2 separate regions of the Homo sapiens genome follow, and region 1 is linked to region 2. Evidence: chromatin contacts called from ENCODE Hi-C or POLR2A ChIA-PET data. All regions are on one chromosome and are shown on one strand. The core of a region is the stretch at or near the end of the contact, and the rest is flanking DNA. Distances in the headings are between cores, read along the strand shown.

Evidence for each region. Hi-C counts contacts between places; a loop is a spot of excess contacts on that map. ChIA-PET counts read pairs that join two places held with the same protein, here RNA polymerase II (POLR2A).
Region 1: a map of vagina shows a loop between it and region 2 (4-fold over the local background). The contact joins two enhancer-like sites. A Hi-C loop is called at or near these places in 5 of 168 maps with a recorded cell type or tissue (adrenal gland, heart left ventricle, heart right ventricle and 1 more) and 1 of 37 single-sample maps with no recorded cell type. POLR2A ChIA-PET finds 5 or more read pairs at or near these places in 2 of 52 experiments (HEK293 and endothelial cell of umbilical vein).

Annotation. Positions count from the first base shown.
Region 1 is chr7:33,929,133-33,934,995 of GRCh38, reverse strand. The region is part of intron 2 of BMPER (BMP binding endothelial regulator); the gene reads right to left. Among named protein-coding and RNA genes, the nearest start is that of BMPER, 27 kb to the right of the region's middle. RefSeq lists a silencer at 1,822-2,088. Within about 2 kb of position 2,672, at least 4 of the 41 ENCODE cell types and tissues checked have a DNase peak (open chromatin) inside an H3K27ac peak, as active enhancers do.
Region 2 is chr7:33,772,477-33,778,583 of GRCh38, reverse strand. No RefSeq gene overlaps it. Among named protein-coding and RNA genes, the nearest start is that of FLJ20712, 50 kb to the right of the region's middle. RefSeq lists an enhancer at 5,034-6,107. Within about 2 kb of position 2,698, at least 3 of the 41 ENCODE cell types and tissues checked have a DNase peak (open chromatin) inside an H3K27ac peak, as active enhancers do.

The sequences.
Region 1 (5,863 bases), core at 1,423-3,922, 160 kb before region 2:
GCTGCTTGGTATTGTTGACAGTGACTTCATTTTGAAAAGCGTAGTTCTTGCAAGCTAAATTTTATACCGACTCTCCCACCCCAAGAGAATTGTGAAAGAACTTCATTAACAGAGCTTCTGTTACCAGGACTGTATGGCTTTATGCATTCAGCAAACCTGGCTGCAACCTGGCTGCGGCCTTAGCCAAGGGCCACTCCCAAGCGCATCTCCTCTCTGAAGGGAAGAATCTTCAGATACAGAGAGTTCAAAGCTCTCAGGGCAGTCAAAGTGATGGCACAATCTGGGATCTGATAAATAGGAAGGCACACATTCGCTTAAATATAGGAACTCTGCTGACTTAGAAACCTGGGAGCCAGTCAAAATCCATAACAGGATCCCAAGATTCATAATAAATAGTTTGTAATTACAGTCCAGCACAAAAGTTATTCCAACCAGATGGTTTGTAGATTCACATCTGGATTTTTTTTTTTTTTTTTTTGTACACACACATAGAACAAACCTAAACCTTAGCTGTAGGTTTAGTGGGTTTTTTCCCCCTGATTACACTGGGAGTTTTTAAATATTCTATCAACGGTCACATTGGTACAGAACTGCCATATCTGATCATTGCCCTGGTGTCTGATTGGTGTGAATGTGGAGTAGTCTTTGGAATCCCAGGCCTTCCAAGAAAAAACTTTAAAAGCTCAGGGAATTGCTGGTGAGAGCCTGATTCCTCCATTTCCTTAATTGAGTCCAGCAGCTACAGAGTAAATTCAAACACAGGTTAATTAAGACCACTCCATTCACTTTCCCAATTTTGCCAAGAGACAAAAACACTTGTTCTTGAGCCAGTGGCTCTGGAGAGAAGTGGCACACGCAAAGCCATGCCTTCAGGACTCCCTCACCCCCTGGGCTGCCTCATCCCCACATGCACTATGTGTCACCACTGTGACTCAAGTTCAGGGCTCATTCCGTTCACATCTTCATTCAAGAAACATTTTCTAATACTGGCTCACACTTACTGAACTCATTCTCTGTGTGTTCAGGCTCTGTGCTAAGAATCTTATGTGCATTTTTTTCACCAAAAATTCCCAATGATCGCCATCTTACAGAGGAGGGATCAATGTTAGGAAACTTGCCCAGGGTCACCCAAGACACAGATCTGGAATACAAATAGAGGCCTGTCATTTAAATGCCTTCCCAGGCATTCAGGATGCAGAAGAGAACAAAATAATGATCCTGCCCTCAGGCCCCAGGGGAGATTGGTGTCTTCCTGGTGGCTCCAGACAGGAACTCTCTAACGAAAGCAGAGCAACTCCAGGGGCCTGTGTCATGGCCAACCATGGGAAGGTCTGCAGACACCAGCTGTTTTCTGGTAACAAGGAAAGTTGTTCCAATTTGGATATCAACAGAGATGTGCCTATCATGCCTCTGAAAGCCAGACTGGCATCCTCAAACACTTTTCCCCAAATCCCAGCTTGAGTTTGAGTCTCTCCAGATCTAAACAAGAGAAATGGTAGCAAAAATACACTCAAGGAAAAGGTCAGAATACTCTAAAAAAAAAAAAAAAAAAAACCTAACCAATGAATAAGAGCAATAAACCTTACTGCATCTTTCATTCTTAGTCTCCCGTGTGTCCCTCTTTCTACGGTTGCCAGCCAGTGGTCTACCTGCTGTCAAAGGCGTCTGTCTGCATTACTGCCTTCTTTCAGGAAGATAGTTAACCGATTCTTTAACATTGACCAAACACATCAAAACCCAAAATGTAGCCTCTGGAGGCACATTAAATGAAGTGCCAACATGAAAAACTAAAAGGGGGGCATAGGGAGTAAAACATTTTTTAAAAATCAACATGACTGGCAACAAAGCTCTATAAGGATTTGAGCCAAACCACAGCTCCCGCCGCAAGCCAAGTTCAAACAGGATTCCGGCAGCCAGCTTGCTGTGTCTGAGATCTGCCACGAGATGGCAGCACAGAGTCCCCGGTCTCAGGAATTGCAGCCTTGAGACTGCCAGAGCCTTGGGAGTATTTCCCAGTGTCTGATGGGGAGAGAAATGAGCTCTCCCATGAGCGTAGGGCGGAGGGGTACAGAGAAGATAGCAGAGCACCGCTGTGAAACGTTCTCGTGTGCTTTCCTTAACCAGAAAAACATGCTTTTGAGATGCTTCCGTTCTATTCCCAGCCCCAATGTCTTGAACGTATTTTTTTTTTCAAAGATTCTTCCAGAACCAATCCTATTATGGAATACGAAAAGTATTCCTTGACCTTTCATTTATAATAAAAAATAATAGAATCAAAATCTGGAGAGGAAAACGCAGCAGCTAATATGATGAGGGTAGTGGAGGGAGAAATGTCTGCGGGCGGATCCTTTATTTTTAGACTATGAAACACCATCACAAATCTCTTGAAATAAGAGTGAAAATGAAAATACCTCGTGTCTGCCTGCTGATCGTCCATTTGGTTAGCCATGTTGAAGATCAACACAAGACCCTTCCCCTAGATGATGGCATTATTTTCCCTCCATCCCTGTCTCTGATGACAGCAAAGCCTGCCTGGGAGGCAAACAGCTGTCATTTGGCAAACTAGCAAATTCAAAGTGACAGATCTTTTTTCAGGAAACTAAGAAGGCTGTGAGGTTGTGGTATTTTTTTCTGCCCGAGTGAACAATACTCAATATGTCAATGAAGCACACAGGCCAGGTAGTGTGACTGCTGGGAATAAAGTGGCGGGGTGCCCTGTTATTCCATCCCGGTAGTCTTTGTTGGGGAGGAGCTTACAGATTTTGCTGCCTTCAAGAATTCCCCACCAAAATACAAATACCCCTGGAGGTAGACCCACATTCATCCCAAATAGCCAATTTCCTGGGATAGATGCCCCAGCCTGGCGACTCTGAGAGGGAAAGTTGCTTAGCAGTGGAGGCTCTAAAGCTGAAAAACAAAGCCTTGGCACACGTATCACTATACTCAGTGCTGCGGGAGGGAGACAGAAATCATACAGCAAGGTTCCTAGTCTCCAGAAACCTACAAGCTCTTGGGGAAAATAAGACAACAGACAACAGCAGATCACACAAACACTGTGGTGTAACTTCTGGCACAGTGAGAAGCACGAAAGAGATCTTCACCTTGATTCAAAAGCCATCACCATTGCTGAGCACAAATAGGACATTTTGATGCTTACTCAAATTTTTATTATCTGAGAACTTACACAATAGTGGTCCATGTGGAGAGTCTCAAGATGGCTCAAATAGGAATTTGTTGTTAGGAATATGGATGTCTTGTTTCAAGTGCCCCAAGGAGGAGGAAGCAGGGGAAGCTGATCCCACATCAGCGTGTATATTCTCATCGGAATTTCTAGTCTCTCTATGTATGAAGTCAAAGAGTCAACTTCTCCTTGAAGTATCCCCATTGTAACCCAATTCCAGATCCCAAAGAGCCCAAGAGAACTTTTTAGCACTTTTGAACCCAGGTCACAATTTCTCCCAGGCAATATTATACCACTTCTCATAAACAGAAGAATAATACTTCAGGTTTACATAGCAGCTTTCTTCTAAAGATCTCTGTAGACATTATTTCATTAATCCTCACAGGTTTCTTAAGATTTGCAGATGGAGAAATGGCACACAATGAGGCTGTCTCAGATCCCTCAAAGAGGCAGCTAGCAGTGGACCTGGGAACAGAACCCAGTTCCCAGCCTGGCTTACGGGATCAGCTGGGAAGGTTAGTTTGTAAAGCACAGCACTAAAATGTACAGAAGTATCATATTCAAATTAGGTTAGCTCCAATAGGCTGTTGAGACTTTAGGAACAGACTAGTATGTAGTTAAGCTAGTCTGCAGATTTTCTGGACAGGCCACCTGGGCCAAACAGGCGAGGTCTCCTGCCACGTTTCTGCCCTAGTACAAGGTAACCTATGAGAGGTACCATGTAAGGGATTACCCAGGACTTGGGTAAGCAGACCAGACTTTAAGCCAAGGTTCTAGAATGAAGAGACGGAAACAAAAGCTGAAAAAAGAAGTGTGTTGGCAGCAACCAAAGACCCAAAGGGGCCAGATTTCATTGCTTTTCTTTGAGACAGGGTCTTGCTCCATCACCCAGGCTGGAATGCAGAGGCACAACCATGGCTCACTGCAGCCTCAAGCTCCCAAACTCAAACAATCTCCCATCTCAGCCTCCAGAAGTAGCTGGGACTACAGGCATGTACCACCATGCCTTGCTAATTTATTTTTATTTTTATTTTTTTGTAGACACAAGGCCTCACTATGTTTCCCAGGCTGGTCTCAAACTCCTGGGTTCAAGTGATCCTCCACCTCGGCCTCCCAAAGTGCTGGGATTATAGCTGTGAGCCACTGAACCCAGTGAGATTTCATTGCTTATCAGCAGTTCTGATCATTGGAAATTGTAAAATGAAGTGATGACCTCTCTAGAACATTCGGTCAGGGGAAATCCTGAGCAAACGAGCATGAACTCACAGACAGGAGAGAATGCAAGCTTATACCTGCTCCAGCCTGTCTCCTTTGGACAAAGTCTGTTCTCAGTCTCTTGGAAAATAATAATGGAGCATGGGTAGGGGGGCCCTGAGATAGCCCAGTGGTTGCCAATGGCAGTATTAAATTTGATTGATGATTTATTATTTTAATTAAGCTTTTGCTTGCTCATTCTTCATTACTGATAGTAAAATTGACTTCCCCATAACTCTTACACAGAAATATCTGGAAGAAAAAAATAAAAGGCAGTTTGGTCAGCCACAAACCCTAAGTGTACAAGTCCAAGGCTCTGGGTCATGTCTCTCAACTCAACAGAACTTGAAAAAAAATAGAAAGACAACATGAAGAAAACCATTTCTAAGATGAAGAACATGAAGCTGAAAGGGAAAAGGACCCAAACTCCCCAGCTGAAAGAAGTGGTTTCACCCAAGACCTCTTTCCCAACTGAGTTTAGTCCAAGAGATGGGAGGTGTCAACTGTGGCCCTTTGCACAATATACCTCAAGCCCTTAACGTAAAGTGGCATTTCCAGACCTTTCTGCAACCCCAACCTCCACTGCTTTTGCAAATCCCTTCCATAGTCAGGGCCACAAACAAAGCTGATCCATCTCTAACCAAACAATGAAGTAACATAGTGTTTTCCAGGCAGGTTGCTGAACTATTAAGAATAATAACACCTGACATTTATAGGAAATCTATTATATGCCCCACCATGCTGAAAATGTTTTGTGTATTTTGTCATTTAACCCTTGCAAACAAGCCTGAAGAAGGCACTGATTTACTTCCCATCACATCTTATAGGTAAGTAAACTGAGGCACGGAGAGGTTAAACGGCTCACCCAGGTTTACATAGCTAGCCAGGGCAGAGATTCAAACCCAGGACTCTGATATCAAAGCCTATGATTTCATCACTATGCTATATAGCTTCATTTAGAGGCTAAGTGAGCCACCTTTCCCTTGCAGCTAAGAATTTAAATGTTTGCCTTTGTTGAGCACCCCATTTTCAGACCTTTATAAACCTTGGTGCTTTATGGTTTCATTCTGAACACAGAAGTAAAAATAATGCCTTTTAGGAAAGACAGATTAAATCTCTGACTTAAAAACTCAAAACAAGTCCCAGTCTCTGAGTGCCTGGTCATTTGCAAGGCTGACCAAAACCTGGACCCGAACCTGCCAAGTCCTCTCATTTCTTCTTTGATTTGAGCAGAAGAGTGTACTCTCTTGGGAGGCTTGCAGCATCCCACGGCCATAATTTTGTAGACTTAATGTTAAAATGTCTTGCAAGAACATCATGCAATTCATTGCACTCCATCTGGGAGTGTTATTCTTTTTCCCTCCTGTCTAGGCTCAACGAGTCTTTACCCCAGAGACCCAGGCCCTGGCAAACACGCCTCCTCCGGCC
Region 2 (6,107 bases), core at 1,449-3,948:
TCTTGAACTCTTGGCCTCAAGCATCCCTCCTGCCTCAGCCTCCCAGAGCACTGGATTTACAGGTGTGAGCCATTATGCCTGCACCCAGCCAATTCCATTCGTATGACCAAAAAAAAAAAAAAAAAAAAATCACACAAACTCCAACAATGGAGCATTCTACAAAATACTTGACCAGTACTCTTCAAAACCGTCAAGGTCATCAAAAAAGAGGCAAGTCTGAGAAACAGTCACAGCCAAGAGGAGCTACAGATACATGATGAGAAAATGCAATGTGGTGTCCTGGAGGGAATCCTGGAACAGACAAAGGACATTTGGTAAAAACCTAAGGAAACAGAAATAACTACAGACTTTAATTTATTTTTTAAAAAAGGAAAGAAACAAACTAGTCCTTCCCACAGATAATTTAAGAATTGCTCTAACATAGATTAATTTATTAAATCTTCATAAAAGCCCTGGGATGTATGGAAAGTAAGTGGTCTGTTTCCCATTTTATAGATTTTTATGAATGAAGTAGCCCAGTCTAATGTTATTTAGTGAGTTATAAAAGAACAAAGTCTGAGCCCTCTTCTCCTGGCTTCTGTTCTCTCTCTTTGGCTTTTCCAAGTAGATGGACATTTATCCAAGTTTATGTTCTTTTTCTGATTATGAAACAACCCATGGTTGGCGTAAAAAAATCAAAAAGTATATACAAGATAAAGAAACATACTTTTTAAAATCATTCATAATCTCTAAAGTCAGAGCAAGCAGCTGCTAACTTTTAGATTTCCTTCGTGTGTGTTTGTGTGTGTGTGTTTGTTTCCTAGGCACTTACCACTCCTAAGTGTGAAAGGGAGGGAGTGGGTACTAGAACCTAAAGAGGGAGAGAGAGAGGGAGAGAGAGAGAGTGCTCGTGTATGCTGTGTGGAGAGGGCCATCCCACAGGAGATCAGGAGATGGCCCTTGGGTGCCGGGATGCAGCCACCTGCTGGAAAAAAGAGTGAGGGAGAGAATAAGCAGGAACTTACGGGACAGCAGGACAGAGAGAAGCTTCCTCTAGACCACAGTAGCCATGGTCTGTAAGCAAATAAGAAGGCACCCGTTGAAATGAAGGGACTGAACATGCAAGAAAGAAAGGGCTAGATGGTGACACAAGGCACTAAGGAAGTAAGAGGGATGGCATCAGGGATGGTGTCAAGAGCTATGGGAAGAGCCCAGCAATGGAACAAAGAAGGGACTAGATTTCTCAAAATCAAAATGAAACAAGAGAAAGGGTGAAAATACAGTGATTTCTGGGGTGCAAAGGACATAGCTCAAGTCAAATGACCTCATCTTTTTAAATTTTTTTGTAAAGTAAGATTTGAGGTCACCTATGACTGAGAAGGGGGCAAGAATACAGTCAGAGTTCTGGAAGGTAGAGTAAGTTTTAAACATCTGCTGTAGGGATTTAGCCAGAGAACTCATAAGAAATTAATAAGAGCAGTTTCTAGCACAACCGAGGTGAGAAGTGCGTCACTTCTTAGCTGTGTCAGTAGAACAATGGCTACACGTGAACAAACTGTGACCTCAGCACTGGTGCACCTTTGACCTTATGACAGCAAAACCTTCAAGGAAGCCCAGTAGTCACCAATCAGTTCTCCCAAGCCTGGCACCATCTGCTTCATCTGCAAAGGCCTGAATTCAACAATGTGACTCAGCCTGAGCTGCACTTGTAAGCACTGTTAGCCAGAGAAGAGATGTGCCTGTTACCTAAATTTGCATGGGGTGGTATTCCAATGAGGAACCTGAGGTCATGAAAGAAAGCAGAACCTGTTGGCTGGGCACAGTAGCTCACACCTGTAATCCCAGCACTTTGGGAGGCTGAGGAGGGCAGATCATGAGGTCAGGAGCTCGAGACCAGCCTGACCAACATGGTGAAACCCCGTCTCTACTAAAACTACAAAAAAATGAGCCAAGCGTGGTGGCATGTGCCTGTAATCCCAGCTACTCAGGAGGCCGAGGCAGGAGAATTGCTTGAACCCAGGAGGTGGAGGTTGCAGTGAGCTGAGATTGCACCACTGCACTCCAGCCTAGGTGACAGAGCGAGACTCCATCTCAATTTAAAAAAAAAAAAAAAAGATAGATAGAAAGCAGAATCTGTTACAAAAAAAAAGCAAAAGAAAACCACAGCAAGAGCTGAGTACAGTAATTTAAAGAGTGGAATAGAGCAGGCCAGGAGGTAGTATGGATGTATCCCCAGGAGCCAGAAGGAGAGAATCTTCTGATAGGTCTGGCAGGCACTGCTGGTTGTCAAACTGTTATGCTGTCTCCCCTTCTTCCTTAGAAATGGGTCCCACCTTTGTTGCGGACAACACCATACCCAGCTAGAAGGCAATACGTACATTCCTCCTGTGCAGATGGAATAGCATGTGATATAGTTCTAGCGAAGTTATATAAGCTGAAGTCATTGGATGAAGTTTTCAGAAAATCTCCTTAAAATGTGGGGACAGGAGCAGAGGAAGAAGACGGAGCACAGACTCAGCTGTCTCCAGCTGTTTCATGCTTCATCTGCCCCCTTTGCTTGCCTAGAACATGGGGAAGATGCCAGAGGAGAAGTGGGAATAATCTTGGTCAGTGGTAAACAAAGCCAAGAGAACTCCAAGAACCTGGATCTCAATGTCCCTGAGGACAACTCCATGATCACAGCTGCATGCTACAGACTGCTTCTTACCTAAGAAAAATTGAACCAGTCATCTGTGTAGGGCTCTGCCTTGGGGGCCTCGGTTTCTCCCAGCCGAATATAATCCCCAATTCATACCTTAAGCAACTTTTCATTTCAATCATTAATTTAGAAATAGTGTGTCAGATATTTGATGTACTAGAGTTTCATGTAGCCATTGTTCCTTGAAAGAACCCAGCCATCATTCTTTGGGGACTTAGAAATCCTTTTGCACAACTGAGATTTTGTTTTGGGGTGTTTGTGCTTGCCGTAAAGCCAGTTGATCTACATACATGCACAACGTATGATAAGCATGAAGCAGCCCAACTGGTTTTATTAGTTTTCCTTGGGCTTTGGTCTAAAAAGGTTTCTTGCTGAGTTGATTTCACCCCCGATAACTTCCTTTACACTCAACTTCCTAATCGAAAAAGGCCCACATCAGGGGTAAAGAAACAGAGACTGATCCTTTCCCAACCCTCTCCTGGGACTCCTCAGCTCTTTACTACACCGCTGGGCTGGCTTAGCAAAAGCAATTTGATGTCCAGAATTTCCTGGCAGCCTTCCACAACTCTGTCTGCCTCATCAGAAAACTCCAATCAGTGAGTCTGTGGCTAAACGCAGTCTGATCTCACTGGTGGTGTTGCCACACTTTGTTCTTTTTCTAATGTGCTCTGTGTTCACAATGGTTTTGTTCTTTTTTAGTCATGAAAGCTGACATGATTTTGGAAAGTGAAACATGCTTCCCTAAATCTTTGCTCATACCCCCTCAGGTGAAACTCTCCAAGTCATTAACCTTAAGGCCATTCTCGTTGTGGGAGGGCTTTTTGTATTGGATTCCAAGAGCTACCATTCCCATAGCCTAGATTTAAAAATTGGTGTTAGTTGCAATGTAACTGCTTCAAGCTAAAGCAAATAGAGAAAGTCAATACATAAAAGCAATAAAAGTGGAGGTGTTCTGATTAAAGTGGAGGCCTGCAAGGGTGAAGAGTATGAGGGAAAGACTGTTGAGAGCCTCTCCAGGTTAACCATACCCTTCCTCCAAAAGGATCTCCATGGGGAATCCTCCAAGGAACCATAGGATTCCCGGGAATACAGCCTGAAAACCACTTTGCCATAGGCCTAGAGTGGCAAGAAGATGTTTCATCATCATCTTCAAGATAAGCAAGCTAAAACCACATTGAATCTAGGTGTATTAGTCCATTCTCATGCTGCTATGAAGAAATACCCAAGACTGAGTAATTTATAAAGGAAAGAGGGTTAATTGACTCAAAGTTCTGCATGGCTGGGTAGGCCTCCGGAAACTTACAATCATGGCGGAAGGGGAAGAAACACATCCTTCTTCACATGGAGGCAAGAAAGAGAAGAACAAGAAGTGCTGAGCAAAAGCGGAAAAATCCCTTATAAAACCATCTGATCTTGTGAGAACTCATCCACTGTGACAAGAACAGCATGGAGGTAACCACCCCCATGATTCAATTACTTCCCATTAGGTCCCTCTCATGACATGTGGGGATTATGGGAACTACAGTTCAAGATGGTCACACAGCCAAACCATATCACTAGGACACTGGGGACTCTTGATGAAAAGAGTCTGTTTCAAAACCTTCCCTTCATTTCCAAATTACACTGACCATTTTCAAGCCTCTTGCATTTTGTTTTCTGTCTTTATTCCCTCAGCTGTATTGAGATATACAAAAAATATTCTGTACTTACAGTGTTCAACATGATGCTTTGATATATGTAGATGTTGTGAAATTAGGATCACAATCAAGCTAATTGGTATATCTACCACCTCATGGAGTTAGCTTTGTGTGCATGTGTATAGTGAGAACATCTCCTCTCTTAGCAAATTTCAAGTATATAATACAGTACCATTTACTATAGCCACCATACTGTACATTAGTTCTCCAGAACTTCACAGAAACTTTCTGCTCTTTGATCAGCATCTCCCAGAAACTACTATTCTACTGTCTGCTTCTATGAGTTTGACTGTTTTAGATGCCACCGATAAGTGAAATCATATAATATTTGTCTTACCATGTGTGGTTTATTTCACTTAGCATAATGTCCTCCAGATTCATGTGTGTTGTTGCACTTGACAGGATTTCCTTCTTTTTTCCTTCTTTTTAAAAGCTGAATAGTACTCCATTACTCCATTGTGTATACACACCACATTTTCTTTATCCAATCATCTGTTGATGGACACTTAGGTTGATTCCATATCTTGGCTACTGTGAATAGTGCTGCTATCAACATAGGAATGCAGATGTATTTTTGAGAAACTGATTTCATTTTCTTTGAATATATACCCAGCAGAGGAATTTCCAGATCATATGGTAGTTCTAGTTTTAATTTTTTGAGGAACCTACTGTATTCCATAATGGCTGTATCAATTTACATTCCTACCAACCGTGTACAAGGTTCCCTTTTCTCCATATCCTTGTCAACCCTTGTTATCTTTTGTTGTTTGGGTTTGTTTTCAATGAGCTTGAAAGTTTACAGGCTTGCCAAACCTAAATGGATTTGGATCATTACCATGGCTCCCTAACATTTTCTAAGTTGAAAAATAATGAGCTTGCTATATAGGCAAATGACCAAATCACACAGTGATTCAGAATTAGGGACTGGATTAGGGGACACAACCTCTGTGGTGTCATGCTTAGTCATAAACAATAGATACTCCCTCACTCCCAATGACAAATTATGTTTCCTTTATGTGTTTAATGTTTTGTTTTGCTTTTCTCCTGTATCTATGTATGGCTCCAAATGAATCATTTTCTCAGATCTCTTTTATTCTAACTCTCCTCAACATACTATAGTCATTCAGAAACAGACACACCTAACAAGAGAAAAAGCACAGAGCCAACAGAAACTCAGTTTCCTTACCAGCAAAATGGGAAGAATAACACACTGTATTTTCTGGAGTAGTCCTGGGAACCAAGTGAAATAAGGTCAAGTGAAAGCATAGTGTCCAGTACATCCTGAAAATTCAATTTAAGATTTTATTTTCTCCTCTGTCCTTCCACATGCCTTCCAGGGAAACATGAGAGGCTGTGTGAGTCCATTCTTGCACTGCTATAAAGAAATACCTGAGACGAGATAATTTATAAAGGAAAGAGGTTTAATTGGCACACAGTTCTTCAGGCTGTACAGGAAGCATGATACTGGCACATGCTCAGCTTCTGGGGAGGCTTCAAGAAACTTACAGTCATGGTGGAAAACGAAGGGGAAGCCAGCACATCTTACATGGCCAGAGGAGGAGGAAGGGTGGAGGGAGGCACTACATACTTTTAAACAGACAGATTTCATGATAACTCACTCACTCACTGTCTTGACCAAGGGAGATGGTGCTAAATCATTCATGAGAAACTGCCCCCATGATCCAATCACCTCCCACCAGCCTCCACCTCCAACATTGGGGATTACAATTTGA